Regions from separate parts of the Homo sapiens genome. Here region 2 is linked to region 1. Evidence: read pairs that join two places in POLR2A ChIA-PET (ENCODE). Cell type or tissue: HepG2. All regions are shown on one strand. Links, peaks and the distances in the headings refer to the core of each region. The heading gives the core; the rest is flanking DNA.

Evidence for each region. ChIA-PET counts read pairs that join two places held together with the same protein. Peaks named below come from ENCODE experiments on the same cell type or tissue, not always from the same donor. Only the 100,000 strongest peaks of a DNase experiment are listed, where the experiment ranks them.
Region 2: POLR2A ChIA-PET joins it to region 1 with 6 read pairs; 1 of 35 experiments calls an interaction of 5 or more read pairs at or near these places.

Annotation. Positions count from the first base shown.
Region 1 is chr2:207,790,613-207,806,510 of GRCh38, forward strand. No RefSeq gene overlaps it. Among named protein-coding and RNA genes, the nearest start is that of FZD5, 29 kb to the left of the region's middle. RefSeq lists enhancers at 5,136-6,121, 6,122-7,106, 11,083-11,584, 11,585-12,084. In HepG2, for the core only: no CTCF peak of the experiment used is centred there; a DNase peak (open chromatin) is centred at 8,849; H3K4me3 peaks cover 1,505 bases.
Region 2 is chr2:205,968,793-205,984,690 of GRCh38, forward strand. No RefSeq gene overlaps it. Among named protein-coding and RNA genes, the nearest start is that of INO80D-AS1, 110 kb to the right of the region's middle. RefSeq lists a silencer at 5,839-6,039. In HepG2, for the core only: no CTCF peak of the experiment used is centred there; a DNase peak (open chromatin) is centred at 6,709.

The DNA of each region.
Region 1 (15,898 bases), core at 6,856-10,855:
CCTCTGAGCTCAGCCCAGTTCCTACCCTCTTCAGAAAGCCTCTAGGCCTTGGGCCTCAGGCTATGGCATTTGGGGTTTCCCTGGAAAAGTGCTCTCTATCAGTGTGAATATCAGTCTACCCTGTTGTGAGCAGGACAGAGTGGAGCAGGGAGAGGGGCAGTTGAAGTTTCTACCATATCCCAGGAACATCAGGAAACCCCCTGCTCTGCAGAATCAGATGGACTCCCAGAAGGTTGGGAGTCCCATCTGTGGAGGTCTTTCACACCAGCCCACTGCCCTTCTGGAATAGGGGAGGCTTTCTCCCCAAGACACAACAACTTGTCACCACCATGGCAAGGAAGGTTCTACTCTCCAGTGGCCAAGCACATGGCTAGAAAATCTGTCTACAAAAACCTGAACTTGTCTTGAGGTCTCCCTTCCTCCACCAGTTGAGAACTCTCCCCTGGTACTATCTCTCAAACCAGTGCCTCTGGCCACATTCCCAGCCTTGCCTGGTCCTGTCCAGCCACAGCTAGAGCCTCCCGGCTAGCCTCCCACCCATCAGTGTCCCTTGTGCTCCAGTTTTTCCACTCCCCAGCCAAATCCTCATCCCTAACATCATGAAACCTGGCTTTTATGCAGCACCCCTAAGAAGGCAGGGTCTGGCTTCTGTGCCTTTCTCAGAGCCTGCCCTGGAGATTAGCATGTAATCACTGTTAAATAAAAGGACAAAACAATCACTGGATTTGCAAATTGAACAATTTGCTATCCAAGGTCTTCCTTATGGAATAATTCATTGGACAAGTACTATCAAGTGCCAGTGATATGCCACGCACTGTGCCAGATAAACCTGAAGGACAGGGTCCCTTAAATTCATGGAGCTCATGATCTCTGATCCATATCTAACACTTCCCTAAACAAATTATTTTCACAGCTCCCCAAAAACATCCATGGATCGTTCTTTACTTTTATTCAGTGCAAATGTTTATTTCAGCACCTATGATGTACTAGCATGATGCTAAACTATAGCTTTTAATTTAGTCCTCAAAAGACTCCTCCAAGGAAGGTAGCACTGGCTCCACTTTGTACCTGGGGAAAATGAGATGAGGTAACTCCCAGTTCCACATCTGCCCACTAGCAAGTGGAGTCAGCATTCCAGCCCAGGCCTGCCTCTCTTAGCGTCCAACCCTGTCCTCCTGGAGCTCTATTACCTGGCAAGAAGTATTTGACCCTCCAGGGATGGGGGCATTCCAGTCCAGATAAACACCTGGAGCCTAGCAGGCATTCACTGGTGTGGGGGGTGGGGGGCGGGGGGGCAAGAGGGGTTGGGCGCGGTGGGGGTGGCTGGGGGAGCTGTTGCATTTGACTGGGGAACTGGAAATAAAGATATTGAGAGAGAAAACCGGGAGAGATGGGAAGTTGCTGTTTGCAGAGTTTCATGAATTGCTTATCTCTACATCCCCAAACCTTAGTCCTCAGCATTTCTCATTGTCACTTCTAATAACACATTTCCTTATTTTATTATGGGACTGCTTTATACATGTTGCTGAATGGAAGCTCCCTGAAGTGCCTGGATGTTAGGTGGCTTGTCCAAGCTCCCTTGGTTAGTAGTGGGCCGGGACTAGAATCCAAGCTTACTTTCCAGATTACATAGAAGGAGGTGCAGAAGACCGGAATCTCCTCCCCCTTCCCCCCCTCCCCCCACCCCCCCCCACCCCGCCACAGCTCAACTGTGAGCTGGAGGCTGAACAAAGACAGAACTTCCTGGATCTAGATGAGTCACTGGTTTGTTCTTCCCTAGCCACCTCCAGAAAGCCATGCTGAACATGCCATTTTCCTCACTTGGACTCAGTGGTGGGGAGCCTGACCACGTCTTCTCACCTCCAAGACGGGGCAAGGAGTTGGCTAATGGCCCAGCTTCATTCCTGGGGCATCTACCTTTGAAAATGTGTGCTCCTACTTGGAGCTCTTTAGCATGACTGCTCTCTTTACACATGAGGGGACTGGGGTCCTGAATGATTGACTCACCAAAGACAAAGTCAGTCCCAGGAGAAGCGAGAGCTGGCTGAGGTCTTACAAATCCAAGTTCCTGGTATCTCCTACTCTAAAATGCTGCCGCCTCCCATTCCAGCTTATATTTTCCCCCAAACTCTCTTTGCCTCCATTTTGTCCAGGCAGTGAATCTTGAGGTACTGAGTGACAGGAAGAATGTGGAAAACAGTCAGCTTTAATCCAGCCATTCTGCTCCTAGACATTCACCCAAGAGAGGAAAAACACCTATCTTCAAAAAGACTTAGACATGTTTTTTTTTTTTGTTTTTTTTTTTTTTTTTTTTTTTGCTGTGTTTGTTTTTTAGAGACAGAGTCTTGCTCTGTCGCTCAGGCTGGAGTGTGCAGTGGTGCGATCTCAGCTCACGGCAACCTCTGCCTCCTGGGTTCAAGCAATTCTTCTGTTTCAGCCTCCTGAGTAGCTGGGATTACAAGCGTGTGCCACCATGCCCGGCAAATTTTTGTATTTTTAGTAGAGATAGGGTTTTGCCGTGTTGGCCAGGCTGGTCTTGAACTCCTGACCTCAGGTGATCTGCCTGCCTCACCCTCCCAAAGTGCTGGGATTACAGGCATGAGCCACCGCACCCGGCCTTTCTCTGTATTTTTATTTGTAATAATCAAAAACTGAAAACAGTCCAGGTGTCAACTGACAGATGAATACGCAAATTGTGGTAGATCCATGCAACAGGTTATTACTCATCAATAAAAAAGAACAAACTAGCCGGGCGCAGTGGCTCGTGCCTGTAATCCCAGCACTTTGGGAGGCTGAGGCAGGCAGATCATGAGGTCAGGGGTTCGAGACCAGCCTGACCAACATGGTGAAACGCCATCTCTACTAAAAATACAAAAATTAGCTGGACGTGGTGGCCCACACCTATAATCCCAGCTACTCGGGAGGCTGAGGCAGGAGGATCGCTTGAACCTGGGAGGCGGAGTTTCCAGTGAGCCGAGATCGCGCCACTGCACTCCAGCCTGGGCGACAAAACAAGACTCTGTCTCAAAAAAAAAAAAAAAAAAAGGAACAAACTACCGATCCATATGACCGCATGAATGAAGCTTAAGAAATTATGTTGAGTGAAAGAAGCTAGAGACAAGAGTACATGCCATATGACTCTGCTTACACGATGTTCTAGATCATGCAAAACTAGAAATCAGGTCCATGTTTGCTTGCAGGGGCTGGAAGGATAGGAAGATGCACAGAGGACAGAAGGAGAAGACGATTACTTGGAAAGGGGCATGAGGAAAGTTTTTTGGGTTCATCTTAAAAATGTTCCATATCCTGCTTTTTGGGTTTTGTTTTGTTTTGTTTTTTTGAGACAGAGTCTCTCTCTGTCGCCCAAGCTGGAGTGCAGTGACAGGATCTCGGCTTACTGCAACCTCTGCCTCCTGGGTTCAAGCAATTCTCCTGCCTCAGCCTCCTGAGTAGCTGGGATTACAGGCTCCCACCACCATGAACAGCTAATTTTTTGTATTTTTAGTAGAGACGGGGTTTCACCATGTTGGCCAGGCTGGTTTTGAACTCCTAACCTCAGGTGATCTGTCTGCCTCAGCCTCTCAAAGCACTGGGATTACAGGTGTGAGCCACTGTGCCCAGCGAAAAATGTTCCATATCTTGATAGGTGTGTAGGTTACACAGATGTAAGCATTTGTTAGAACTGACCAAATTGTACACAAGATCTGTGCACTTGGATATCATAAGTTCTAACTACATTTGAAAGATGGGGGAAAAGGTAGTACATGACTGTTGCAAAACTATATAGAAGTAAAGAAGTAAGCAAAAATTATTCCTTTTTGGGGGGCGGGGACGGAGTTTCACTCTTGTTGCCCAGGCTGGAGTGCAATGGCACAATCTCAGCTCACCACAAACTCCGCCTCCTGAGTTCCAGCAATTCTCCTGCCTCAGCCTCTGGAGTAGCTGGGATTACAGGCATGCGCCACCACGCCCGGCTAATTTTCTATTTTTAGTAGAAATGGGGTTTCTCCGTGTTGGTCATGCTGGTTTCTAACTCCAGACCTCAAGTGATCCGCCCACCTTGGCCTCCCAAAGTGCTGGGATTACAGGCGTGAGCCACCGCACCCGGCCAGCAAAAATTATTCTTATTTCCCCATATTCAAATTTCACATCTCTGAGTTAACTGCTATTCATTCTTTCATGCAATAACCTTCCAGAGACCTTTTCTGGGCATATATGAATGTAATTCTGTGTAATGGGCTCACCCTGTACCTCACACTGTAACTGGCAATGGGAGAGGAAGAAGCTACAAAATTGAAAACAGCCGTTTCTGAATCTCAACAATTTCCTGTTCTTCTGTTTTAATATTAACTATTTTTCCATGTTAGAGCCCTCAGAAAGATTTTGTGGATGCCACTAATGGGTAAAAGAACATTTTGAAGATACTGTTTTTTTCTGAATTGTTTTTCTTTTGAAGAGCCACACCCTTCCATCCCACCTCATCCCAGGCTCCCATCTCCTCAGCCCCCTCTTCTTTCTTTCTTTCTTTTTTTTTTTTAGACGGAGTCTTGCTCTGTCACCCAGGCTGGAGTGCACTGGCTCGATCTAGGCTCACTGCAATATCCACCTCCCAGGTTCAAGTGATTCTCCTGCCTCAGCCTCCCAAGTAGCTGGGTCTACAGGCATGTGCCACCGTGCCCGGCTAATTTTGTATTTTTAGTACAGATGGGGTTTCTCCATGTTGGTCAGGGTGGTCTTGAACTCCTGACCTGAGGTGATCCATCTGCCTCGCCCTCCCGAAGTGCTGGGATTACAGGCATGAGCCACCATGCCTGGCCTCCCTCTTCCTTCTTGACATCTAAGGTGACACTGTCTAATCCCCATTGCCTATTTTTCCATTTCTTTTTCTTTTTTTTGAGACAGAGTCTTGCTCTGTTGCCTAGGCTGGAGTGCAGTGGCACAATCGTGGCTCACTGCAACCTCCGCTTCCTGAGTTCAAGCAATTCTCTTGCCTCAGCCTCCCGAGCAGCTGGGACTACAGGCGCCTGCCATCGTGCCCAGCTAATTTTTGTATTTTTAGTAGAGATGGGGTTTCACCATGTTGGCCAGGCTGGTCTCAAACTCCTGACCTCGGGTGATCCACCCACCTCAACCTCCCAAAGTGCTGGGATTACAAGCATGAGCCACCGTGCCTGGCCTTTTTTTCCCATTTCAACTGTGCAAAATCCTGTCATCTTTCATGGGCCTGAGCCCTCTTGAGGTACATGGAGACAGTGCTGATCTCTCATAGGCTAGATCAGTGGTTTCCCAAGAATGAGGACTGTTTTTAAAAGTCTAAACACCCCAAAGATGGCCCTTTATGACACTTTTTATATCTACTGAATGGGAAAATACAGAAAAGAAAAGCATATTAATTAAATGCAATGCTTCTAAATGGATTTGCATTTTATTAACTATAAGAATATCTACATGCGGCCGGGTGTGGTGGCTCACGCCTGTAATCCCAGCACTTTGGGAGGCCAAGGCGAGTGGATCATCTGAGGTCAGGAGTTCGAGACCAGCCTTGCCTACATGCTGAAACCCTGTCTCTACTAAAAATACAAAAAATTAGCCCGGCATGGTGGCACATGCCTGTAATCCCAGCTACTTGGGAGGCTGAGGCAGGAGAATCACTTGAACCCAGGAGGTGGAGGTTGCAGTGAGCTGAGATCGTGCCATTGCACTCCAGGCTGGGCGACAGAGCAAGACTCTCTCTCGAGGAAACAACAAAAAAAGAATATCTACACGCATTAAAATATTACTAAAATAATAGTAATAGCAGTTACTATTTATTGTGTACTTGTTATGTGCCAGGTATTTTGCTAAGTGCTCTCCATGCATTTGCCTATAATTTGGCCCATAACTCCTCAGGGTGGATACCATTTTATCCTCATTATACATTATGAGGAAACTGAGGCACAGAGAACATTAGTAACTTGCCCAAGCTCCCACTGATGGGCAGTGGGGGCCTAGAATTCAGAGTCTGACAGGCACAAAGGATGTAGTGCCACTTGATCCTGCCTCTTTTATTTACTTGCTCTGCAGACAAGATTTGGCTTGTCTCCAAAGCCAAATGAGTTCTCCAGTCCCTGGCTTAAACTCCCAGGAATGAGACTGCCAGGAGGGAGTCACAGGCTATTTGGGGAAGATGGGTGCCGAGCGCTCAGCCTCAACCTGTTGGCTGGCCTGGGACCCCACTAACTCCGGCCCCGTTCTTGGGACATATTTCAGTCCTCTGAGCTCAGGGGGCTTGAGTAGCTCTGCCCAGGCAGGGCTTGTCCAAGTGTCCCCAGATGCTGGAGGGGTTAACAGTTGAGAAGCTGTTTGCAGACCATTAGAAACAATAATCACCTTACCTGTAACCTGATCTACCTCAAAAGAAGGGTCTTGATTTTAGCAAACAGTGTAAGTGGCCTCTGTGTAAAGTGGAGGGGTGGAGCCGGCTGCCTGACTGCTTAGCTCTTGTTTCTCAAGCCAGGCCCAAGGGTCAATTCCTGGGCCTACAGGGTGAGCTCACACCCTTTTCTGGCTGCTTTCTCCCCTTGGAATTCTGAAAACGGCTGCCCTGTGTGCAGTGAGTTGCTACAAGCCCCACATGGCTGCTCTCCTGGCCCAGCCAGGGGGAGCAAGTAACTTTCTGTTTGAGGTCCTCTTGACCAAGAACAGTCACGAACTCTTTCCTGTGCACTCAAGGGCACACTCTTCTTTAATCCTCGCCTCTAAGCATGATTGCTTGCTGTGCTTTCCAATTCACAGGTGAGAAAGAACAGACTTAGAGACAGCAGTGTGAGGAAGCCAGAGCTGGTTGTTAAACTTCAAGAATTTAGTGGCCGGGCATGGTGGCTGAAGCCTGTAATCCCAGCACTTTGGGGGGCCGAGGCGGGCAGATCACGAGGTCGGGAGATCGAGACCATCCTGGCTAACACGGTGACACCCTGTCTCTACTAAAAATACAAAAAATTAGCTGGGCATGGTGGCGGGAGCCTGTAGTCCCAGCCTCAGCTACTCGGGAGGCTGAGGCAGGAGAATGGCGTGAACCCGGGAGGCGGAGCTTGCAGTGAGCCAAGATCGTGCCACTGCACTCCAGCCTTGATGACACAGCGAGACTCCGTCTCAAAAAAAAAAAAAAAAAAAAGAATTTAGTAAGCGAATGGTTAAACATAGCCATTGGTAAGCCTGAGGTGGGAGGACTGATTGAGCCCAGAAGTTTGAAATCAGCCCGGGGAACACAATGAGACCTCGTTTCAAAAAATAAATAAATAGGCTGGGCGCGGTGGCTCACACCTGTAATCCCAGCACTTTGGGAGGCCGAGGTGGGTGGATCACTTGAGGTCGGGAGTTCGAGACTAGCCTGACCAACATAGTGAAACCGCGTCTCCACTAGAAATACAAAAATTAGCCGGATGTGGTGGCACATGCCTGTAATCCCAGCTACTCGGGAGGCTGAGGAAGGAGAATCTCTTGAACCCAGGAGGCGGAGGTTGCAGTGAGCTGAGATAGCGCCATTGCACTCCAGCCTGGGCAACAGAGTGAGAGTGCCTAAAAAAAAAAATAAATAAAAAGTTTATTACATAAACTTATAATTAAGTAAATTATGTTTAGAACAAAGGTAATAAATACACAGAACTCATCACTTACTAATTATTTGACTGTGTTTGTATCTGTGCTTTGGAGGTTACGTCTGTTGTATCTGTATGGTAGAAGTTCTGTGGAATATAGTGTGCTAGTCTACTGCTTTTCCCAACTCTCCATTTAGCGACATCATGCTGGTAACTTGAAACTGGTCATGGTGGTGTCAGAAGCGTTTGAACCAGAGCGACTCCATCTTGGACAGGGACTGGGTAAAATAAGGCTGAGACCTACTGGGCTGCATTCCCAGGAGGTGAAGACATTCTAAGTCACAGTGTGAGATAGGAGGTCAGCACAAGATACAGGCCATAAAGACCTTGCTGATAAAACAGGTTGCAGTAAAGAAGCCGGCAAAAACCCAGCAAAACCAAGATGGCCAGGAGAGTGACCTCTTGTCGTCCACACTGCTCATTATACGCTAATTATAATATATTAGCATGCTAAAAGACACTCCCACCAACCCCATGACAGTTCACAAATGCCGTGGCAATGTCAGGAAGTTACCCTATATGGTCTAAAAAGGGGAGGAACCCTCAGTTCCAGGAATTGCCCACCCCTTTCCTGGAAACCTCATGAATAATCTACCCCTTGTTTAGCATATGATCAAGAAATAACCATAAAAATGGGCAACCAGCAGCCCTTGGGGCTGCTCTGCCTAGTCATTCTATAGTCCTTTACTTTCTTAATAAACTGGCTTTCACTCTTATGAATTTGCCTCAAATTCTTGTGCAAGATCTAAGAACCCTCTCGGGGTCTGCATTGGGGCCCTTTCCGGTAACCGTGTGGGTATTTACACCACAAGAATTGACGGGGCCGGGCGCGGTGGCTCACGCCTGTAATCCCAGCACTTTGGGAGGCCGAGGCGGGTGGATCACGAGGTCAGGAGATCAAGACCATCCTGGCTAACACGGTGAAACCCCGTCTCTACTAAAAATACAAAAAATCAGCCGGGCATGGTGGCGGGCGCCTGTAGTCCCAGCTACTGGGGAGGCTGAGGCAGGAGAATGGCGTGAACCTGGGAGGCGGAGCTTGCAGTGAGCCGAGATCGCGCCACTGCACTCCAGCCTGGGCGACACAGCGAGACTCCGTCTCAAAAAAAAAAAAAAAAAAAAGAATTGACAAATGTACAGATCAGGGCTTGCATTTCTTTCCAAGCTCCTACTGATGGGCAGAGTGCTGGTTGTTAAACATTGACCAGTACCCTAGTGCTTAGAGAGGTCAACTAACTTGACAAGGTCACAGGGCTCATGGTGGAGCCAAGCAGACAGCTGGACTCCAGAACACTTATTGCTGTGCTATTGTATCTCTTCAAAAATAATAAAGAATAACTTCGGGCCGGGCGTGGGGGATCATGCCTGTAATCCCAGCACTTTGGGAGGCTGAGGCGGGCAGATCGCCTGAGGTCAGGAGTTACAGACCAGCATGGCCAACATAGTGAAACTCCATCTCTACTAAAAATACAAAAATTACCTGGGGGTGGCGGCAGCACCTGTAATCCCAGGTACTCGGAGGCTGAGGCAGGAGAATCGCTTGAACCCGGGAGGCGGAGGTTGCAATGAGCCGAGATCGCACCATTGCACTCTAGCCTGGGCGACAACAGTGAGACTTCGTCTCAAAAAAAAAAAAAAAAAAAAAAAAAGAATATCTTCAAAAATCAATTTCTAGGAAATAGTAGACTTGAAGGAGGGCTAATGGTTAAATAATGGTTAAAGATTAAGAGACTTAAAGGCATACCATTCCATCACAGTAGTCGTACTTTCTTCTGATTAAAATAAAGTGTAAAAAAATTATGTAATTGATGAAGCATTTGCAAATGTGAGCACTCATTAGATGATTATTGGTATGAATGAATTATTATTTTTCAGTGTATTATCTTTTTTTGTTCATATTAATGTATCCAACTGAGTAAGTATATTATGTTTTACAGCACTGAATATTTAAGAAGAAATGATGTAATGTCTGGGATTGGCTTTGAGAAAAATAATACCAGAAAGGAAAAGTGACTAGGCATACAGATCAGTGGTTCTCAAAGTGGTTGCCAAAGGGCAGCATCAGCATCACCTGGGAACTTGTCTGAAATGCAAGTTCTCAGGTCCCACCTCAGACCTAGTGGATCAGAAATCCTGAGAAGGGGCTAAGCACAGTGGCTCACACCTGTAATCCCGATACTCTGGGAAGCCGAGGCGGGCAGATCATCTGAGGTCAGGAGTTCTAGACCAGCCTGACCAACATGGCGAAACCCCGTCTCTACTAAAAGTACAAAATTAGCTGGGCGTGGTGGTGCATGCCTGTAGTCCCAGCTACTAGGGAGGCTGAGGCAGGAGAATCACTTGAACCCAGGAGGCAGAGGTTGCAGTGAGCCGAGATTGTGCCACTACACTCCAGCCTGGTGACAGAGAGAGACCCTGTCTCAAAAAAAAAAAAAAAAAAAAAAATATTACCGGGCGTGGTGGCACGTGCCTGTAAATCCCAGCTACTGGGGAGGCTGAGGCAGGATAATCGCTTGAACCTGGGAGGTAGAGGTTGCAGTGAGCCAAGATCATGCCATTGCACTCCAGCCTGGGTGACGGAGCAAGACTCTTATCTCAAAAAAAAAAAAAAAAAAAAATCTGAGATGGGGTCCAGCGATCTGTGTTTCAACAAGCTCCCCCCAGCTGATTCTGATACACACTCAAGCTTGAGAAACACTGGTTTAGATGAAACAAGATTCACCATGAGTTGATAGTTGTTGAGGCTGGTGACAGGTACATGGGGTGGGGAGTTCACATGTGTTTTTGAAATTTTCTATAATAAAAAGTTAAAAGAAATGATTAAGCACATTGGAAGGGAGGAGTGTACATATAATGGGGGAAGGGTCATTGCTGGAGGACCTCTGGATATAGAGTGAGACAAAACAGATTCTTGTGCATGCATCTGTGTTGCCTTTTGAATTAAACATCCAGGATAATGGTTGCATTAGCTCCTGCCTTTAACAGGAAGCTCTGCTCCCCCACCCCGCCCCCCACCAACCCCAGTTCCTCAGGTTTCTCTTCATTTGGAGCCTAAGTTTTAACAGGATTAGATCCTGGAGCCTCAAATCTCTTAGAGAAGCAGCGATTTGAATTTTCAGCTTCCACCTGAAACTGTGTCACTGTAAAATATGCCACCCACTAGACCTGCTTTATCAGCTGCAGACATGATGCAATTAACTAATTTTCTGCAACCTCTCACCACACAAGCCGTGGAACTTCTAGTCCATTGTGTGGCTCGTTTACTTAGCAGATAGGGTCTAAGAGCCTGTAACTATTTACCTCCCTCTAGAGGGGCTGTCCCAGACAGGTGAATTCATTAGTTGGTGTTTGTAAAGCAGCAGGAAAACCAAAAAAGCATTAGGCAAGTTTTTATTTTTATTTCTTTATTTGGCCTGAACGCCACTCAAGCGATGTCCTGTCCTGTCCTGCGTTGTCAGTTTGCCTCCCTTCATATCCACCCCCTCTTCTCTCTAGCCCATTTTTCTCTTATTCAGAAATGAGAGATGCCCACAACTGGAAAACTCTTCCCATTTTGTCCCAGAGGATGCAAAGTTCTGCCTGCCCATCACATGGGATCAGCGATCTTTAGGTTTTTTCATTTAAATGCCAAGGCATCTCTGCTTCCTGTTTCAGGTGTCCTTCTGCCCCATCTTTGAGCAGTGGTCTTTTCTTTCTTTTCTTCTTTCCCCACTTCCATTTTCTCTCCTCTCTCTTTTTTTTTTGAGACAAAGTCTCGCTCTGTTGCCCAGGATGGAGTGCAATGGCACCATCTCGGCTCATTGCAACCTCCACCTCCTGGGTTCAAGTGATTCTCCTGCCTCAGCCTCCTGAGTAACTGGGGTTACAGGCAGGCACCAAAACGCTAGGCTAATTTTTGTATTTTTAGTAGAGACAGGGCTTCACCATGTTGGCCAGGCTGGTCTCGAGCCCCCCGACCTCAGATGATCCACCTGCCTCAGCCTCCCAAAGTGTTGGGATTACAGGTGTGAGTCACCACGCCCGGCCTCACTTGGTTGTTTTTTTTTTTTTTTTTGAGACGGAGCTTCACTCTTGTTGCCCAGGCTGGAGTTCAATGGCGCAATCTCGTCTCACTGCAACCTCCACCTTCCAGGTTCAAGCAATTCTCCTGCCTCAGCCTCCCAAGTAGCTGGGATTACAGGCATGTACCACACCCCTGGCTAATTTTTTGTATTTTTAGTAGAGACAGTGTTTCACCATTTTGGCCAGGCTGGTTTCGAACTCTTGACCTCAGGTGACCCACCCGCCTCAGCCTCCCAAAGTGCTGAGATTACAGGCATGAGCCACTGAGCCCCAGCTCCCTTGTATTTTTCATAGAAAAGGCACAAGGAAGAAGTTCAATGATGAGAAGGAAGAAAGAATATTCCTCAAGTGTAATTAAAGGTAGGAAAAATGACAGTTCTTTTGGAATCCAAGTTTGAAAATATTTCTTTTTAATGTGGTAGGATAAAACAAAGCATAACAGTAAATTGACCGTTTAACCATTGTTAGGTGATAGTTCAGTGGCTAAGTACATTCACACTGCTGTGCAACCGTCGTCATCAGCACTTCCAGAACGTTTTCGTCATCCCATACTGAACTCTGTACTCATTAAACGTGGAATCCCCATTTCCCCTCCCCACCCCTGGCAATCACCACTCACTTTCTATTACATCTCTGTGAATTTGACTACTCTAGGTACCTCATATAACTGGAAACCTACAGTATTTGTTTTTTTGTGTCTAGCTTAGTTTAGCATAATGTCTTCAAGGTTCATTCCTATTGTAGCATATGTCCAAATTTCATTCCTTTTTAAGGCTGAATAATATATATATATTATAATTATATATGATGTATAATGTATACACATCATACATATATGTATGCATAATATATACACAACATACATATATGTATGCATAATATATACACAACATACATATATGCATACATAATATATATACACCATATTTTGTTTATCCATTCATCTGTTGATGAACATTTGGGTTATTTCTTTTTTTTTTTTGAGACAGAGTTTTGTGCTCTTGTTGCCCAGGTTGGACTGCAATGGCACGATCTCGGCTCACCGCAACCTCTGCCTCGTGGGTTCAAGCGATTCTCCTGCCTCAGCCTCCCCAGTAGCTGGAATTACAGGCATGTGCCACCACGCCTGGCTAATTTTTTTGTATTTTTAGTAGAGACGGGTTTCTCCATGTTGGTCAGGGTGATCTCGAACTCCCGACCTCTGGTGATCCGCCTGCCTCGGCCTCCCAAAGTGCTGGGATTACGGGCGTGAGCCACCGCGCCCAGCCCATTTGGGTTATTTCTGTCTTTTGGCTAGCGCGAGTAATGCTGCTATAAGCATTGGTGTGCAAATAACTGAGTCCCTGCTTTTAATTCTTTAGGGTATATACTCAGAAGTGGAATTGCTGGATCATGTGGTAATTCTATGTTAACTTTTTAACTATGTACTGCAAAATATTCCATTGTATTTTTCACATATTTTTGGCAATTTAAGTTCTGTTTTCTTTTTTTTGTTTTTGTTTTTTGTTTTTTGAGACTGAGTCTCGCTCTGTCCCCCAGGCTGGAGTGCAGTGGCGGGATCTTGGCTCACTGCAAGCTCTGCCTCCCGGGTTCACGCCATTCTCCCGCCTCAGCCTCCCGAGCAGCTGGGACTACAGGCACTCGCCACTATGCCTGGCTAATTTTTTGTATTAGTAGAGACGGGGTTTCACCGTGTTAGCCAGGATGGTCTCGATCTCCTGACCTCGTGATCCGCCCGTCTCGGCCTCCCACAGTGCTGGGATTACAGGCGTGAGCCACCGCGCCCGGCCCACTAAGGAGCTATTATTTAATATCTGATTTAGTCTTCATAATAATCCTGCAAGTGAAGTATCATCATCCCCATTTCACAGTGTGGAGGGCTCAGGACAGCTGAGTCCCACACTGAAGGTCACCGTTGTGATAGAGAGTGAGCTGGGAATTCATCCCTGTCCCTTTGGTGGAGCCACCATTATCCTGATCTGTGCTCATGGAATCCCTGACACTGGATCTGGGGTATAACAAGAACCGTGGCCAGGAATGGATGACTTTGCAAGCATGTGTGTGTGCAGAAGGAGACAGGAAGGGGCTCCCGTGGTTTTGCTTGGGGCCCTGTGGTTGGATGTGGGAGCCCAGGTTGGGTGGCTGTGTGTCCATGAGCCCCTAAAGTCCACAGCCTCACTGGCAGAGCACCTCCTACTTCTGGGACTGCCTTGGGGCTGGAGGAGCCTCTGTGACTGCACCATGTCTCCAGGTTGTCATCCCTTGGGAATGGTCCTGCTTATCGCCTCTGTGAAGCTGCCTCCTAACTGTAGCCCATTGAGATCTTTGCCTTTTCCAACTCTAACCACACCAGTTTGTAACCCATACTTAACCCTTTTCCCGCTTGCCCCGAGAATACTCACAGGCAGCACTTGTGCAGCATTTACCCCCAAGATAACTTTGCCACAAGTATCTCGCTTTTATTATTATTTTTGCATCACTCTAATATATTGAATTTGGAAACAAAAGACATCATTCTATTTTTAACATTCTGTTTTTAGAAACAGTATTTCCATTTACAAAATATAGTAATTCTCAATCACTGAAAATGTCCAATCCTAGAAAACATAGCATTCCTATGCATGATGTTAACATCATTCTGGAATGGTTGTTGGCCGGATTCTTTTGATGAATCTGATTTTTCTGAAATAGATAATTCTGATGATTCAGACAATTCTGATGTTAGTTCTATTTAGAAATAACTCTGAGAACAGTTCTTTTTTTTTTTTTCTTTTGAGACAGAGTCTGACTCTGTACCCCAGGCTGGAGTGCAGTGACGTGATCTCGGCTCACTGCAGCCTCTGCTTCCTGGATTCAAGCTATTCTCCTGCCTCAGCCTCCCAAGTAGCTGGGATTACAGATGTGCACCAAGAGGACCGGCTATTTTTTTTTTTAATTTTTTTTTAATTTTTTTTTTTAGTAGAGATGGGGTTTCGCCATGTTGGCAAGGCTGGTCCCGAGCTCCTGACCTCAAGTGATCCATCCTCCTCGGCCTCCCAAAGTGCTGGGATTACAGGCATGAGCCACTGCACTGGCCTGAGAACAGTTTTTATATTTTATTTTTACATTGAAGTCAGTCAGATTTGCTTCAGCCTCAAATATTGTGTTTATGTGAAATTAAATGAGTGCTGGCAGTGAGCTGCACTTTTTTTTTCTAAATGGGAAAAGGGTTAATAAGGGCTTATGTTCATTCTTGTATTGCTCTCTAAACTTTGTTCCTTGTCACAGAAGAAAAATAGTCACCCCTTTTGAGGCCAGAGACCTGGGTTACACTTTTTTTGTACACAACCCTTCCTAAATAGAGCACTAGATTCAACTATTGACTGACAAAGTACATTTTTAGTGGACACTCAGAGCTTCTGTAAGAGTCAGCTAAGAATAATTGGTATGAACAGCTGTTCTCATAGAAGAGGAAAAAGAGAAGGACAAACCCCTCAAACTCAGTTTTATGATTCCGGAACGAATGAAAGTGTGCTGTGTATCCGTTTTTATTTATTTATTTATTTACTTACTTATTTATGAGACTGGGGTCAAGGTCCCACCAGCACTCAGGCTGGAGGGCAGTGGCATGATCACAGCTAACTGCAGCCTCAACTTATTGGGCTCCAGTGATCTTCCTGTCTCAACCTCCCGGCTAGCTGGGACTACAGGTGCATGCCACAATGCATGACTCATTTTAAAATTTTTATTATGTAGAGTCAGAGGTCTTGCTTTCTTGCCCAGGCTAGTCTGGAACTCCTGGCCTCAAGAGACTCTTCTGTCTTGGCCTCTCAAAGTTCTGGGATTATAGGCAAGAGCCACCATGCCTGGCCTGTATCTGTTTTTAAATGCAGCCAGCAGAGCTTTAAGGGGAACCCTACCCCGCTTTGCCCAACACACACTTTCAGCTATCATTTCTGTCATTCTCATCCTAACTTCTGGGGTGTAGCTAGTTTTCTAGCACCTCCTTTGAAAACTGGGGGTGCCTTAGGGAATCTGGAGGCCATGGTGGTGGGAGTGGTGGCAGGAAGATGAGGGGAAGGACCAACATTTTCCTTGGAGGCCTGAAAATTGTTTTATGCATTTTTTTTTTTTTTTGAGAGGGAGGCTTGCTCTGTCACCCAGGCTAGAGTGCAGTGGCACAATCTCGGCTCATTACAACCTCTGCCTCTTGGATTCGA
Region 2 (15,898 bases), core at 4,403-8,402, 1.8 Mb before region 1:
GGGTTTCACCATATTGGCCAGGCTGGTCTCGAACTCCTGACCTCATGATCCACCTGCCTTGGCCTCCTAAAATGCTGGGATTACAGGTGTGAGCCACCGCTCCCAGCCAACTAATCTTAATTCTTAAAATCTTGACTCTTTCTTTAGTTGACATATGCATATTTATTTTCCTTATGAAAATCAGAAATGTTATACACAGCAAAATATCCATGTTTAGTTCTCCTTCAGGTCTCTTAATTCTTTTTTCTGAATATTGAAAAATATATTTATCAGGAAAAATTGAATATATTTGTTTATGTCAACCTAAAAGGAAGAGGCTGAAGCACAAAAAATAATTTAAAGAGTGTACTAGAGCCAAAGTGAGGACAGCTGCTCGGAAAACTGAGACCTAGTAACCTTCAGTATGAGCTCTGGGTGGCCTTTGTTACAAGCAGATTTTTTTTTTTCTTTTAACAGAGTCTTGCTCTGTCACCCAGGCTGGAGAACAGCAGCACGATCACAGCTCACTGCAACCTCTGCTGCCTAGGTTCAAGCAATTCTCATGTCTCAACCTCCAGAGTAGCTGGGATTACAAGCGTGCACCAACACACCTGGCTAATTTTTTTTTTTTTTGAAACAGAGCCTCGCTCTGTTGCCCAGGCTGGAGTGCAGTGGCACGATCTTGGCTCACTGCAACCTCCTCCTCCCGGGTTCAAGAGATTCTCCTGCCTGAGCCTCTCAAGTAGCTGGGATTACAGGTGCCTGCCACTAAGCCCAGCTAATTTTTGTACTTTTAATAGAGACAGGGTTTTTCTATGTTGGCCAGGCTGGTCTCGAACTCCTAACCTCAGGTGATCCACCAGCGTTGGCCTCCCAAAGTGCTGGGATTACAGGCATGAGCCGCCGTGCCCAGCTGGCTATACATTGTTAAACTATAGGGTATGAGCTATAATGTCTGGTGCAGCATTATTAGGTTAATTTGTAGTTACTGTGGCAATAGCAAGCAGTTTCAAGAGATGAGTACATAGCTCAAAAGAGGGGAAGTGAGATGTGACTGCTGTCTCATTGTAATATCTCTCTCAACCTGATAATTTAAAAGGACTCACATTCCTCAGATAAAAGTTCTTTTCTCCATTTATTGGATTAAAAAATCATTTTCCAAGTGCAAAATGAATTATAGTATAAAATAATTATTTGAACAAATAGAATGAGGCCAGGTGCAGTGGCTCATGCCTGTAATCCCAGCTCTTTGGAAGGTTGAGGCGGGAGGATCACTTTAGGCCAGTAGTTTAAGAGCAGCCTGAGCAACATAGCAAGACACCATCTCTACTAAAAAATAAAGTAGCCAGGCATGCTGGCGTGTGCCTATAGTCCTAGCTACTTGGGAAGCTGGCGTAAGATTGCTTGAGCCCAGGAATTTGAGGCTGCAGTGAGCTATAATTGTGCACCCTAGCCTGGGCAATAGAGTGAGACCCTGTCGCTTAACAAGAAAGAAAGAAAACCAGAATGATCAAATCTAGATTTGTGCAATAAAGGAAACCAAAAATATTTCACCTCAAAATATACTTCTTTGAGGTATTTCAAGATGGCTATTCAAAGGCTGGAAACAAAATTGCTCAAAATCTGCCTTGTATGGGCGGGATTTGTATTCATAAAGAAAATCTGCATTGATGAAATAAACAGCCACCCTTTCTCTGCCTCACCCAGACCTTGTCGGGATCGAGGAGACTGGCTCACAGGAGAGACTGAGAGTCTGATGGGGGTCTAACAAAAACTTACTCTTTCTGAGCACCACTACCTGTGAGGTGTCATCTGCATAACAAGACCGTGTTTGCTAGCCAGGCCCGTCCTCTTCTCTCTTTCTCATAACTGGTCTTACCATACTCCAAGCCCCTATACTTTCTGTAACCTCAAGATGATATAAAGCATCAATCAGCAGATCCTTTCTTTGAGAGTTTTCATATTTTGTATGACTCCTGTGCCCATTTGCACATTAATAAGTTTGTATGCTTTTTTTCCCTGTTAATTTGTCTGTTATCAGTTTGGTTTTTGACTCAGCTTATCAAACCTTCTGGGGAAAAATTTAAGCTTTCCTTTCAGTTCGGTATTGTGAGCAGGACAACAAATTGCTCTGTTGGCTCCAGAACTTCAGGATGGGATCTTGGGTCAATTGATGAAAAGCCAGTGAAGAAAGCTAAGAAATTTTTACCAAGTCAGTTCTCCTGGGTCTCTGTGGTGCCCAGTTGAATGAGGAAGAGTCTTTCTTGGTCTTCTTCCATTTCTAAATTTGGATTAACAGGAAAAAATGTGTACGTAAATTAGTTTTGTGTTGGTTTAAATAGCTTTTGAAATAAAACGCTATTTAGTTGGCAACATTTTATTTTATTTTAGTCATTTTTTTAGAGACAAAGTTGTCCAGGCTACAGTATAATGGCACCATCATAGCTCCCTGTAACCTCGAATTCCCAGGCTCAAGCGCCCCTCCTGCCCCAGCCTCCTGGGTAGCTGGGATTACAGGCACATGCCATGCCACCATATTCAGCTATTTTTTTAATTTTTTCTATTTTTTAACAGAGACAGGGTCTCAAACTTCAAGCAATCCTCCTGCCTTGCCCTCACAAAGTGTTGGGATTGCAGGCATGAGCCACTGCACTCAGCCAAAATTTTTGCTTAAAAAAAAAAAAAAGTAAAATTGTGTTGGTCTTTTTGGGGAGCTGCAGACCTCTCCAGACTGGCTCCTCTGGGACTCATTCTTCCTTCAGCTTCTGCCCCGCCTTTTGCCCCCTTTGATATTCCCTCCAGTTGTCTGATATGGTTTATCTCAAGCCCCTTCTCCTCTATTTGGTGGTCAGTGGATGAAAAATTACAGAGAAAAAACATCAGAGTTCTAGTTATCACATAAAGGGATCTAAAAGAAATTTCTATCAACTGCGAGACCCCTTGAAGAACACAGTTAAGGCACCACTGACCCCCCTCTTTTGAGGTCCCCTGTATTCCTCATGGAACCCCAAGAGTTGTGAATGGGTTCCTTTCAGGTCTAAAGCTCTGCTCTCTTTTGTATTAAACTCCCTAATCTCTATGACTTTTGGATACATACATGTGTACATGTGTGTTGTGTGTTGTATCTACATGTATGTATGTGTCTATACATGTATTTGTATGTTGTCTACAGGATACCAAACTGACGTATAAATAAATGAGTACTCATAAATAACTAGCCAAAATGCTTTTCAAGTTCACATGTAATTTTTGGTAAGTAAAGCTAGCTTTAAATTTTTGAGTAAAATAAAAATGTCTTCAAAATTTAATGTAGACATTTTTGCCTGAGTCTACTGATTAAACAAATTTATGCTGTCTCTGCTAGGTGTTTTAAGGTCAAAAAACTTGCTTCTGTGATACTTTTGATACTTGCTTAACTTGTCTTTGAGCTAACACTGCAGGCTGGCTGTGTTCCACCAAAGCCTTGCAAACATCCTGCTGTGGGGTTTATGACTTTGGTTTTAAGCTTTGGATTCTGTAGTCTAGACAGTTGGCCATGGTGAGGCCTGGAGACATATGTATGTCCACAGTACCTGGGCCACCAGCTGCAGGGAAGAACCAAGCCCAATATGGCTCCATTCTCTCTGGCCCAGCTTGCCTCCTAGCCATGCTATGAAGGATCAGATCCTCCAGATACGGTCTTTACAGCTCTCTCCTTGTCCTGGGCTCTGCACCTGGTACATAACAATGAAAATTGCTTATGCCTGTAATCCCAGCACTTTGTGAGGCCGAGGTGGGTGGCTCACTTGAGGCCAGGAGTTTCAGAGGAGCCTGGTCAACACAGCAAGACCCCATCTCTGTGTTTAAAAATATATATATATTTTAAAATTAAAAGAAAAAATAAAATAAAATTGCTTATTTCAGCCAGGTATGGTGGCTCATGCCTGTAAATCCTAGCAATTTGGGAGGCCAAGGTAGGAGGATTGCTTGAGCCCAGGAGTTCAAGACCAGCCTGAGCAACATAGTGAAACCCTGTCTCTACAAATAATTTTTTTTTTTTTTTTGGAATGGAATCTCGCTCTGTTGCCCAGGCTGGAGTACAATGGCGCAATCTCGGCTCACTACAACCTCTGCCTGCCAGCAGTTCAAGTAAGTCTCCTGCCTCAGCCTCCCTAGCAGCCTGGACTAGAAGCACCCACCACCATGCCCAGCTAATTTGTGTATTTTTAGTAGAGACGGGGTTTCACCATGTTGGCCAGGCTGGTCTCAAACTCCTGGCCTCAAGTGATCTGCCCACCTCAGCCTCCCAAAGTTCTGAGATTACAGGCGTGAGCCACTGCGCCTGGCCCTACAAATAATAACTTTAAAAAAATTAGTCAAATGTTGTGTCATGCACCTGTGGTCCCAGCTACTCTGCCTTTAGCCCAGGCAGTCAAGGCTGCAGTGAGCCACGATCACATCACTGCTCCCCAGGCTGGGCAGCAGAGTGAGACCCTATCTCAAAATAAAATAAAACAAGATAGGCTGGGCACAGTGACTCACACCTGTAATCCCAGCAGTTTGGGAGGCTGAGGTGGGCGGATCACCTGAGGCCAGGAGTTTGAGGCCAGCCTGGCTAACATGGTGAAACCCCGTCTCTACTAAAAATACAAAAAAATCAGCTGGGTGTGGTGGCACATGCCTGTAGGTCTAGCTGCTTGGGAGACTGAGGCAGGAGAATCACTTGAATTCAGGAGAGGGAGGTTGCAGTGAGCCGAGATCATGCCACTACACTCCAGCCTGGGCAACAGAGTGAGACTCCGTCTCAAAAATAAAATAAAACAGCTTTTTTTTTTTTTTTTTTTTTTGAGACAGGGTCTCGCTCTGCCACCTAGGCTGGAGTGCAGTGGAACAATCTTGGCTCACCACAACCTCCACCTCCCAGGCTCAAGCAATCCTCCTGCCTCTGCTCCCTGAGTAGCTGGGACTGCTGGTGCATGCCACCACGCTTGGCTAATTTTTAAATATTTTGTAGAGACAAGGTCTCACTATATTGCCCAAGCTGGTCTCAAACTCCAAAGCTCAAGCAATCCTCCCACCTCGGCCTCCCGGAAGTGCTGGAATTACAGGTGTGAGCCACTGTGCCCCACCAAAATTGCTTATTTCTATGTTTTTCATTGAAAATTAAGGTTACTAAGAGTTAAAATTGTAATTAATATATGAAATTAAAACTACTAGATATAAAACGCACAATTCCTGCATACAGAATGTGTAAGAAGGCCAGGCACAGTGGCTCACACCTATAATCCAAGCACTTTGGGAGACTGAGGTGGGAGAATTGCTTGAGCCCAGGAGTTTGAGACCGGACTGGGTAACACAGGGAAACCTTGACTGTAATATATATATATATATATATATATATATATATTTTTTTTTTTTTTTTTTTTTTTAAGTAGCTGGGATGGTAGCACACACCTGTAGTCCTAGCTACTCAGGAGGCTGAGTTGGGAGGAGCACCTTGAGCCCAGGAGTTCCAGACCAGCCTGGGCGAAGGAGCGAGATCACATTTCAAAAAAAAAAAATTGAATGTGATTTTGGTTAAAGAAAAGTTTATAGCCGGGCGCGGTGGCTCACGCCTGTAATCCCAGCACTTTGGGAGGCCGAGGCGGGCAGATCAGGAGATCAGGAGATCGAGACCATCCTGGCTAACACGGTGAAACCCCGTCTCTACTAAAAACACAAAAAATTAGCCGGGCGTGGTCTCAGGCGCCTGTAGTCCCAGCTACTCGGGAGGCTGAGGCAGGAGAATGGTGTGAACCCAGGGGGCGGAGCCTGCAGTGAGCCGAGATCGCGCCACTGCACTCCAGCCTGGGTGACAGAGCGAGACTCCGTCTCAAAAAGAAAAGAAAAGAAAAGAAAAGTTTATAAAGAAGACATAAAGATGTGGTTTCTGCAAAGGAAAAGTAATTTTGTCCAGTTTAGAGGTTATTTAAAGTTTGTTTCAAAATGAAGGTATAAAGGAATAAAATATACACAGCAACACATCTATTACAGTTTACTTCAAAGAGAGATACGGAATGTGGGAGGACATCTCATTAGCTGGAAAATTCTCTGGGAAAATATTTTCTTGCTCTGAAAGAATTTTGAAAAAGGGCATTTCAGTTATGATTGAATCACATTGTAGGTCAAAAACAGTTAAACATCCACAATTTCATATGATTCAATCTGATCCAAGAGGACTGAGAAAAGTGTCATTACTTTTCTACTTGTTTATAATAAAAATTCTGTTATAAATTGTGCACTTAAAATGAGTGAATTTTATGGCATGTAAACTATAGCTCAATAGTGCTATTAAACATTCTACTTGAGTCATTTATTCATTCCCGTTTTCAAAACACAAATTCCTAATTCAGAGGTGGGATATCTCACTGAGGTTTCATGTGGCTAAATGACTTGTTTATTCATCCAGAGCAGAGCAGAAAACCAGACCACAAAGGAAAAGCCCAGACCTTTCCCTACTTGGCTCAGTCCCCTAGTTCACGAGACTTGGGTATAAAATGGCCCAATGTATTCCCAACAGCTGCAATTCTTCAAGACAGGAGGATAATCAAACTAAGTCCACATATTTTTTCAGAAAAAGAACCAGAAACTAAAGTCCACCCTCTCAACCACTTCTTTCTCCAAGGTAAAGTTAAACATTAACTGGAGTGCACAAACAAGGACTTTGTCTTGTTCTCTGTACTTCCTCCTCTCCTGTGACACACCCTGTTTCTCCCCAACCCCATCTCCCAACCCAATGTGTTCAATGTTATCAAACACCAGTCTCTCTCTGGAAGTTCAACTTGACCCAAACAGTCCATACTGGGAGACAGGAAAACAATAACAGTTTCAGCAGCAATATATTGACAGCCTTGTACGTGCTGCTTAGCATGCCACAGTGCAGTAGCCATTCTAGAATGCATTCCTGGTAGCAGATGGATATGCTAAACCTACAGGAAGGCCTCTATGGTGGCAGAGGGAGAGGCACTTCTCATACTTGCATTGCACCTGAAACCCTGGGCATCTGGTTAAAATGCAGATTTTGATCCTTTAGGTCTGGGGTGGGCACTGACACGCTGCATCTCTAACAAGCTGTCAGGAAATGCTGCTGCTATTGCTGCTGCCGCTGCTGGTGGTACAGGGACCACACTTTAAAGTAGCAAGATATTAAGGCATCACTGTTCAACAGAAACATAAAGCAAGGCAAAAATGCAAGCCCCTGTACATAATTTTAACTATTCTGGTAGCTGCACTAAAAAGTTAAGAAACAGGTAAAATTCATTTTAATAATATATTATTTAACTTAATAACTTAAAATGTTATCATTGCAATATGAAACCAATAGAAAATTTTATTTATGAGGTGTTTTACATTCTTTTTTTCATACGAAGTATTCGAAAGCTGGCAGGTATTTACCCTTAAGGAACCTCTTATTCCAGCTAACCAGGCTTCAAGGGCTCAGTAGTCCCATAAGGGCAGTGGCTATGTACAAGACAGCATGGCCCCTGGGGCTCCTCAGTGGTTCTGGACTCCCTAAGCAGCCATGCCGCGAAGCAGCCAACACTACGGGGAATTATTCTACTCTATTGGCTCCTATTGAGAGTCTTCTAAGAGGTCATAGAGACTCAGAAACGGAGTCTCAGAAACGGAGAAGAGAAACATCATGTCTTTTGAGGTCTGCTTATCAAAAACAAGAAGGGCCATGGTTCCAGGAGGGGAAGGAGGGCTTTTGCAGTTCGGAGCCCTCCAACAGAGAATCTAGCAAGCACGTTGCGAAGTAAGGTGGCCAAGACTGGTGGGTGGGAGGCATCCCAAGGGAGAAGCCCTAGAGCTCCTCAACTACTTCCCATGCCTGCTTCCTCACCGCCCTTCCTTGACTGGGTGCTGCTGAGATCCAGGTTCCGGACCCTCAGGCCACAGCCAAGCTCACCAATCCTGTGGCCTGAATTTAGTATCAAAAATGAAGTCATGGGGCGTGGTGGCTCACGCCTGTAATCACAGAACTTCGGGAGGCCGAGGCGGGCGGATCACCTGAGGTCCGGAGTTTGAGACCAGCCTGACCAACATGGAGAAACCCCGTGTCTACTAAAAATACAAAATTATCAGGGCGTGGTGGCGCGTGCCTGTAATCCCAGCTACTCAGGAGGCTGAGGCAGGAGAATCGCTGGAACCCGGGAGGTGGAGGTTGCAGTGAGCTGAGATTGTGCCATTGCACTCCAGCCTGGGCAACAAGGGTGAAACTCCGACTCGGGGAAAAAAAAAAAAAAAAAGAAGTCAAAGAGGGAAAGAGAGAGGTGACAGCATGCTGGCAGCCCTCGCACGCTCTCGGCGCCTCCTCGGCCTTGGCGCTCACTCTGGCCGCGCTTGAGGAGCCCTTCAGTCCACCGCTGCACTGTGGGAGCACCTTTCTGGGCTGGCCAAGGCCGGAGCCGGCTCCCTCAGCTCGCGGGGAGGTGTGGAGGGAGAGGCGCGGGCGGGAACCGGGGCTGCGCGCAGCGCTTGCAGGCCAGCGTGAGTTCCCAGTGGGCATGGGCTCGGCAAGCCCCACACTGGGAGCCGGCAGGCCCGCAAGCCCTGGGCAGTGAGGGGCTTAGCACCTGGGCCAGCAGCTGCTGTGCTCGATTTCTGGCTGGGCCTTAGCTGCCTCCCTGCAGGGCAGGGCTGGGGACCTGCAGCCCACCATGCCTGAGCCTCCCCCGACCTGCTGTGGGCTCCTGTGCAGCCCGAGCCTCCCTGACGAGCACTGCTCCCTGCTCCACGGCGCCCAGTCCCATCCACGGCCCAAGGGCTGAGGAGTGCTGGCGCATGGTGCGGGACTGGCAGGCAGCTTCACCTGCGGCCCCTGTGCGGGATCCACTGGGTGAAGCCAGCTGGGCTCCTGAGTCTGGCGGGGACTTGGAGAACATTTATGTCTAGCTAAGGGATTGTGAATGCACCAATCGGCACTCTATCTAGTTAGTCTGGTGGGGACTTGGAGAATCTTTATGTCTAGCTAAAGGTTTGTAAATGCACCAATCAGCACTCTGTGTCTAGCTCAGGGTTTGTAAATACACCAATCGACACTCTGTATCTAGCTAACCTAGTGGGGACATGGAGAACTTTTGTGTCTCACTCAGGGATTGTAAACGCACCAATCAGCACCCTGTCAAAATGGACCAATCAGCTCTCTGTAAAATGGACCAATTAGCAGGATGTGGGTGGGGCCAGATAAGAGAATAAAAGCAGGCTGCCCGAGCTAGCAGTGGCAACCCACTCGGTCCAGTTACACGCTGTGGAAGCTTTGTTCTTTCGCTCTTTGTGATAAATGTTGCTACTGCTCACTCTGGGTCCACGCTGCCTTTATGAACTGTAACACTCACCGTGACAGTCTGCAGCTTCACACCTGAAGCCAGCGAGACCACAAACCCACCAGGAGGAACGAACAACTCCAGGCAGGTAGCCTTAAGAACTGTAACACTCACTGCGAAGGTCTGCAGCTTCACTCCTGAGCCAGCGAGACCATGAACCCACTAAAAGGAAGAAACTCCGAACACATCCGAACATCAGAAGGAGCAAACAAACTCCGGACACGCCACCTTTAAGAACTGTAACACTCACCGCGAGGGTCTGCGGCTTCGTTCTTGAAGTCAGTGAGACCAAGAACCCACCAATTCCGGACACAAAAGGAAGAAAATAAAGGAGAAAATAAGAAGGAAAAAGGAAAGTAAGTAAATATAAAGAGAAAAAAGGAAAGAGTTCTAAGCTCTTAACCTCTATTTGCCTTCTTGCTTCTTTACTCTTGGTTCCCAGGTTATACACAAGAAGATGAATTCTGGAGTTTAATGTCCCTGCCTTAGCTTAGAGATAGGAGCAGGCTTGAAACCACAGTCTTTACTCAGGTAAAGCCAGCATGAGAGGATCACTTCTGACTTGCCCACAGGATTTGTTTATGGAAGTCATAGATCTATAGGACTTCACCCCGATGATATGGTTTGGCTGTGTCCCCACCCAAATCTCATCTTGAATTCCCATGTGTTGTGGGAGGAACCCAGTGGGAGGCAATCAAATCATGAGGGCAGGTCTTTCCCATGCTGTTCTCATGATAGTGAATAAGTCTGATGAGATCTGATGGTTTTATAAGGGGGAGTTTCCTTACACAAGCTCTTTCTTTTTTTGCCTGCTGCCATCCATGTAAGATGTGACTTGCCCCTCCTTGCCTTCTGCCATGATTGTGAGGCCTCCCCAGCCACATAGAACTGTGAGTCCATTAAACCTCTTTTTCTTCCTAGTCTTGGGTATGTCTTTATCAGCAGCATGAAAACGGACTAATACACCTATCAAAGCAGGAATTCCTCTGAAACAAGGACAGCCAGACTTTCCTTGAAAATTTCCAGAAAGAATTCACTACCCGAATAAGACATCCTCTCCAATTTTTAAGAAATATTACAAAGTTATTGCTATGAAGTTGAAATTTACCTTCATTTAATGTTCAGCCACTAATCCATGTACTATTTTCCAGAACTTCATGAAATACATGTAATCCCTATTCTTTAAATACTTGAAGACAGTTGTCCTGGGTACCTGTCCTAGATCCCTTCCTGTCCAAATCTGCCAACACCTTTCTATCAATATGTATATATATGTTTCAAGTTGATATATATACACACATATGTATATGTGTGTGTGTATATATATACACACTGTGTTATTGGTTTTAGTTTTAAAATGTGAAACATAATAATAGCATGTTTGTATGTAAATGGAAATGATCCTTTAGATAGGGAAACACTTACAATAGAGGAGAGAAGGGAGAATTACTAGAGCAGCATGTCTCAGTCCATTTGGACTATTATAACAAATTCCATAACTGGGGGCTTATAAACAAAAGAAGTTTATTTCTCACAACTCTGGAGGCTAAAAGTCCAAGATCAGGAAGCTGGAAAATCCAGCCTGGGAAGGGCCCACTTTCTGGTTCATAGTTGGGACCTTCTTGCCCTAGCCTTACCTGGTGGAAGGAGTACAGGAGCTCCCTTGCACCTCTTCCATAAGGGCACCTATCCTATCAGGAGGGCTCCACCCTCATGACCTAATCATCTCCCAAAGCCCAACCTCCTGATATCACCACCCTGGGGGTTAGGAGTTCAACATAGGAATTTGGGGAGGACATCGCCATTCAGGCCATAGCAAGGTGTCTTTGATGAATGAAAGGGTGTGGGATCCATGTCCGAGTGGAAGGGCAGGCCCTTGCTAGGAGCACAGACCCATCATCCATGGAAACAAGAAGGCGGAGTGAACAGGAACAGATGTCTCTTCCAGTGTGTAGTGGGAGAATGTAGAACTTTTCTTTGATTTCTTAAATTTTCTGAGTGAAATAGGAAACAACGATATCTGCTAAAGGTGAGGACAAGGTATGAGTTGAGGTCTGAGAAAAGAGGAAAAAGTATGAATGTATCGTCTAGGAGAGGGAGAAGAGTGAAGGGACACTTTCACTTTGCCAGACAGCATTAAGGGTATACTTGAATTTAGTGACCATAAAATCATCTCTCAGACCATATCTCAGACCCTTTATAATTCTTTTTTTTTTTTTTTTTTTTTTGAGACAGGTTCTTGCTCTGTTGCCCAGGCTGGAGTGCAGTGGTACTGTCTCAGGTAACTGCAACCTCTGCCTCCCAAGCTCAAGCAATCCTCCCACCTCAGCCTCCTGAATAGCTGGGACTACAGGGTGCATGTCACCACACCTACTAATTTTTGTACTTTTTGTAGAGATGAGGTTTCGCCATGTTGCCCTGGCTGGCCTCAAACTCAGGCTCAAGCAATCCTCCTGCCTCAGCCTCCCAAAGTGCTGAAATTACAGCCATGAGCCACTGTGTTCAGCCTATAATTCAATTTTTAAGGAATAACCTGAAATCAATAAATGGAAACACTGACTTGACTATACTAAAATCTAAGGACCCTAGACTTTTAGAACTAGAAGATACTGGGCCGGGCACGGTGGCTCACGCCTGTAATGCCAGCACTTTGGGAGGCCAATGCAGGTGGATCACCTGAGGTCAGGAGTTCGAGACCAGCCTGGCCAACATGGTGAAACCCCATCTCTACTAAAAATACAAAAATTAGCCAAGTGTGGTGGCACACACCTGTAATCCCAGCTACTCAGGAGGCTGAGGCAGTAGAATCGCTTGAACCCAGGAGGTGGAGGTTGCAGTGAGCCAAGATCACATCATTGCACTCCAGCCTGGGCGACAACAGTGAAACTCCATCTCAAAAAAAAAAAAAAAAAAAAAACCTACAAGATACTTTAAATACTATTATTCAACTTCTTTCTTTCACAGAGAAAGAAATGGAAGGCCGGAGAAGTTAAAACATTTGTTAAACAAGTCTATGGCAGAACCCAGATCTTTATTGTGGGGAAGAAAAGTAATACTCGATATGTGACCCCCAAATGCAGAATACACACCAATGGCTGGAATTTCTAGATTTCATCTAAGTATAATATGTTCTTAATAGAGATATCCAGTAATGGGATGGGCTACTTGAGAGGGAGTAAAGATAGAAGACTTAGCCAGGTGCAGTGGCTCATGCCTGTAATTCCAGCACTTTGGGAGTCCAAGGCAGGCGGATCACAAGGTCTGGAGTTCGAGACCAGCCTGGCTAATATGGTGAAACCCTGTCTCTACTAAAAATACAAAAATTAGCCGGGTGTGGTGGCACTGGGACTAGTAGCCTGTAGTCCCAGCTACTCAGGAGGCTGAGGCAGGAGAATCGCTTGAACCCGGGTGGTGGAGGTTGCAGTGAGCCGAGATCACACCACTGCACTCTGGCCTGGGTGTCAGAGTGAGACTCCATCTAAAAAAAAAAAAAAAATTAGAAAACTTCACACGTGAAGGATGGTTCTTGCATTACGGGAGTTAGTCTAAATTAACCTTCCAGCTCTGATATTCCACACTTCAAATAGAGATAAACGTTTAAGAATATTGTGCACTGTTTATTAATACCGAGGCAACGTTAGGACTACTAGAATAACTAAATCCCACTAGTTCCTTAAAAAGCCTCCCAGGGGGTGGGGATGTAAAAAAAAAAAAAAAGAAAAAAAAAGATCTTTTAAATAAAAAGCCTCCTACCCCTAAATTATTCAATTACAACTTTTGAAGCATCAGTACTGACTGAAGTTCCTTATTTCCCCTACTCACATGTGCTTATACAGCATAAAATGTCTGTAAGACAAGCAGTCAGTGGAGTAGTTAGGAGAGCAGAGAAGCTAGGGTAATAAACAGAACAGATAATTAGTCCTTGAATAACTGATGAACTTAGGCTCCAAGGTCATTATTCCACAACATTCTTTTTTTTTTTTTTTTTGAGATGGAGTCTCGCTCTGTTGCCCAGGCTGGAGTGCAGTGGCGCAATCTCAGCTCACTGCGAGCTCCGCCTCCCTGGTTCATGCCATTCTCCTGCCTCAGCCTCCTGAGTAGCTGGGACTACAGGCACCCACCACCACGCCCAGCTAATTGTTTTTGTATTTTTAATATAGACGGGGTTTCACCATGTTAGCCAGGATGGTCTCGATCTCCTGACCTCCTGATCCGCCCACCTCGGCCTCCCGAAGTGCTGGGATTACAGGCGTGAGCCACCGCGCCCGGCCCCAAACATTCTTAATGGTACTGAAACTACTCCAAACATTTTCGTGACACCAACCAGTGACTGGGTTACAAGTTTGCTCCAGAGGAAACACTTTTCAGAAAGGATGAGTAAGTTGCTTCCAATAATGAGGAATGGCCACAGCTGAGAAGATGCCTTTAAAATACAATCTGGGAAAGTACTCTCCGATCTAATTTGTTTCATAGCATGTTAGTACTTTTAAAATTTTTCTGCAGCATACTTGGAAAAAAATTGGAAGAGTGGCAGGGACAGATATAACATGTCCACTGATAACTGCCATGTGTCCAGCAAGGCTGGCAGATTTGTCCAGTAGAGAAACAACAAGACTTATACCCTGTTGAACTTAGTTTATTGCTTAGACATCAAACAACAACAGCAACCCCAAAAACAAAAAACAAAGAGGCCAGTTCCTCATGTCCTTTGTCCCATAAGGCAACACTGAAACAAAAGTGGCCAGATGACAGCATGGATGATAGCACACTCTAGCTGAGAAGCCTGTGGCATGCTGCAACTAAGCAATTTTATAGCCTGCAGCTATTCCCTAAGGGTAAAGACAAGGCCTCATACCTCAATCAGAACCCAAGAAACAATGAGAGTGTCCCATGACGGCCTCCATGGAAGATGGGGAGGTGAGTGGGAAATGGCCTTAGGGCATCTCCTCATGTTCTGGGACAATCACAGGGCACTATTCCAAGACTTAGATCAGTTGCGGTTAAGCTTTGCCTATGTGGCCTATGTGGAGACTTGCACAGATGACGAGGACATCATGGTGGAGTCATTACCCTAGGCCATGGTGGAATTAAAGAGTCTCTTGGGAAAGATTATGAAAGAGAGGGAAGAGTGACATGCAGACGTCCGTAAAAATAGTCAAAAGGGCTCTGATTAGCAAGCTGAGTCCCCACAAGGGAAAGAGGTCACATGGGCAGTATTGGTTCATTAAGACGGGAATCTACCATGGGCAAAGGGCTAGTGAAAGCCCATTGGACACAGCATAACAGGACACTTTAGACCATTCCTAACACAGGGATCTGGAAATGCTACTTGACATTGTGAGAAAAAAACTCACCTGTCCACACCCAAAGAATGGACTCAAGAGACCGGGAGAACCGTGAAAGTGAGACTTTTAATGATGGTCTTGCAAGATTGGGTGTCTGATGAATGGGAACACCCAGCACAGTTTCAACAAGCAATTTGTCCCCTAGTGCGCAGGTCCCTTCCCCAGTTCCTCATAGGCTGAGGACGATGGGGTCACAATCTTCCCAGACATCGCCTATGATTGTTGGGTAGGGGATTTAGATGGTTTCTTTAGGGTTGTCTTGCTGCATTTTTTTTTTTGCAGCCCACAATGCATTGCAATCCTAGTTAGCTCAGGGGCTCTTCGGGTATTTGACTTAGGACCTAAGTAGCTGGGCAGGCTGATAAGAATAGACAAAGCGAGCTATCTTGCAGACTAGTAAACTTTCATCTTAGACTAAACTTTGGTTCGGGTAAAGGCAACTAAGGGGGTTGGAGGGGGAGGGGGGAGGCCGACAAGCAGGTGTTGGCTATCCAAGCAGAGGCCTAGTATATGCTGTTTCTTCTGTAGTTTGCTGACCTAAGCTGATTCAAGGCACTTTGTCTTGGAAATAGACCACTGTATATATCATTTCCTTTAACAGCAAAAAAACCACATGGGCCGGGCACAGTGGCTAACGCCTATGATCCCAGCACTTTGGAAGGCCGAGGTGGGTGGATCACTTGAGGTCAGGAGTTCGAGACCAGCCTGGCCAACATGGCAAAACTCCGTCTCTACTAAAAATACAAAAAAATTAGCCGGGCCTGGCGATGCGTGCCTGTAATCCCAGCTACTCAGGAGGCTGAGGCAGGAGAATCGCTTGAACCCGGGAGGCGGAGGTTGTAGTGAGCCGAGATCCTACCACTGCACTCCAGCCTGGGCAACACAGGGACGGACACACTGTCTCAAAAAAAAAAAAAAAAAAGAAAAAGAAAGAAAGAAAAAAGAAACTACTAATCTGGCCTAATTCTCTTAGTTTACAGATGAGGAACCGAAGGTCCAGAAAGGTGAGATGATTTTCCGAGGTTACACTTCTACTTTGGAGAAACAGCTTGAGCTCAACCATTTCCTCACGGTCCAAGGCTGCTTCTAGTGGACTACCCACTTCTAAATTGCGACGCAAGTTTTCGCTTTTACCAAAACAAAACTGCACCAGTTAGAAATTGTTCCAAAGCAAAACTGAAACTTCTACTGAGAATGCTACTATTCTGAAGCTGAAATTATGCCTTTAAA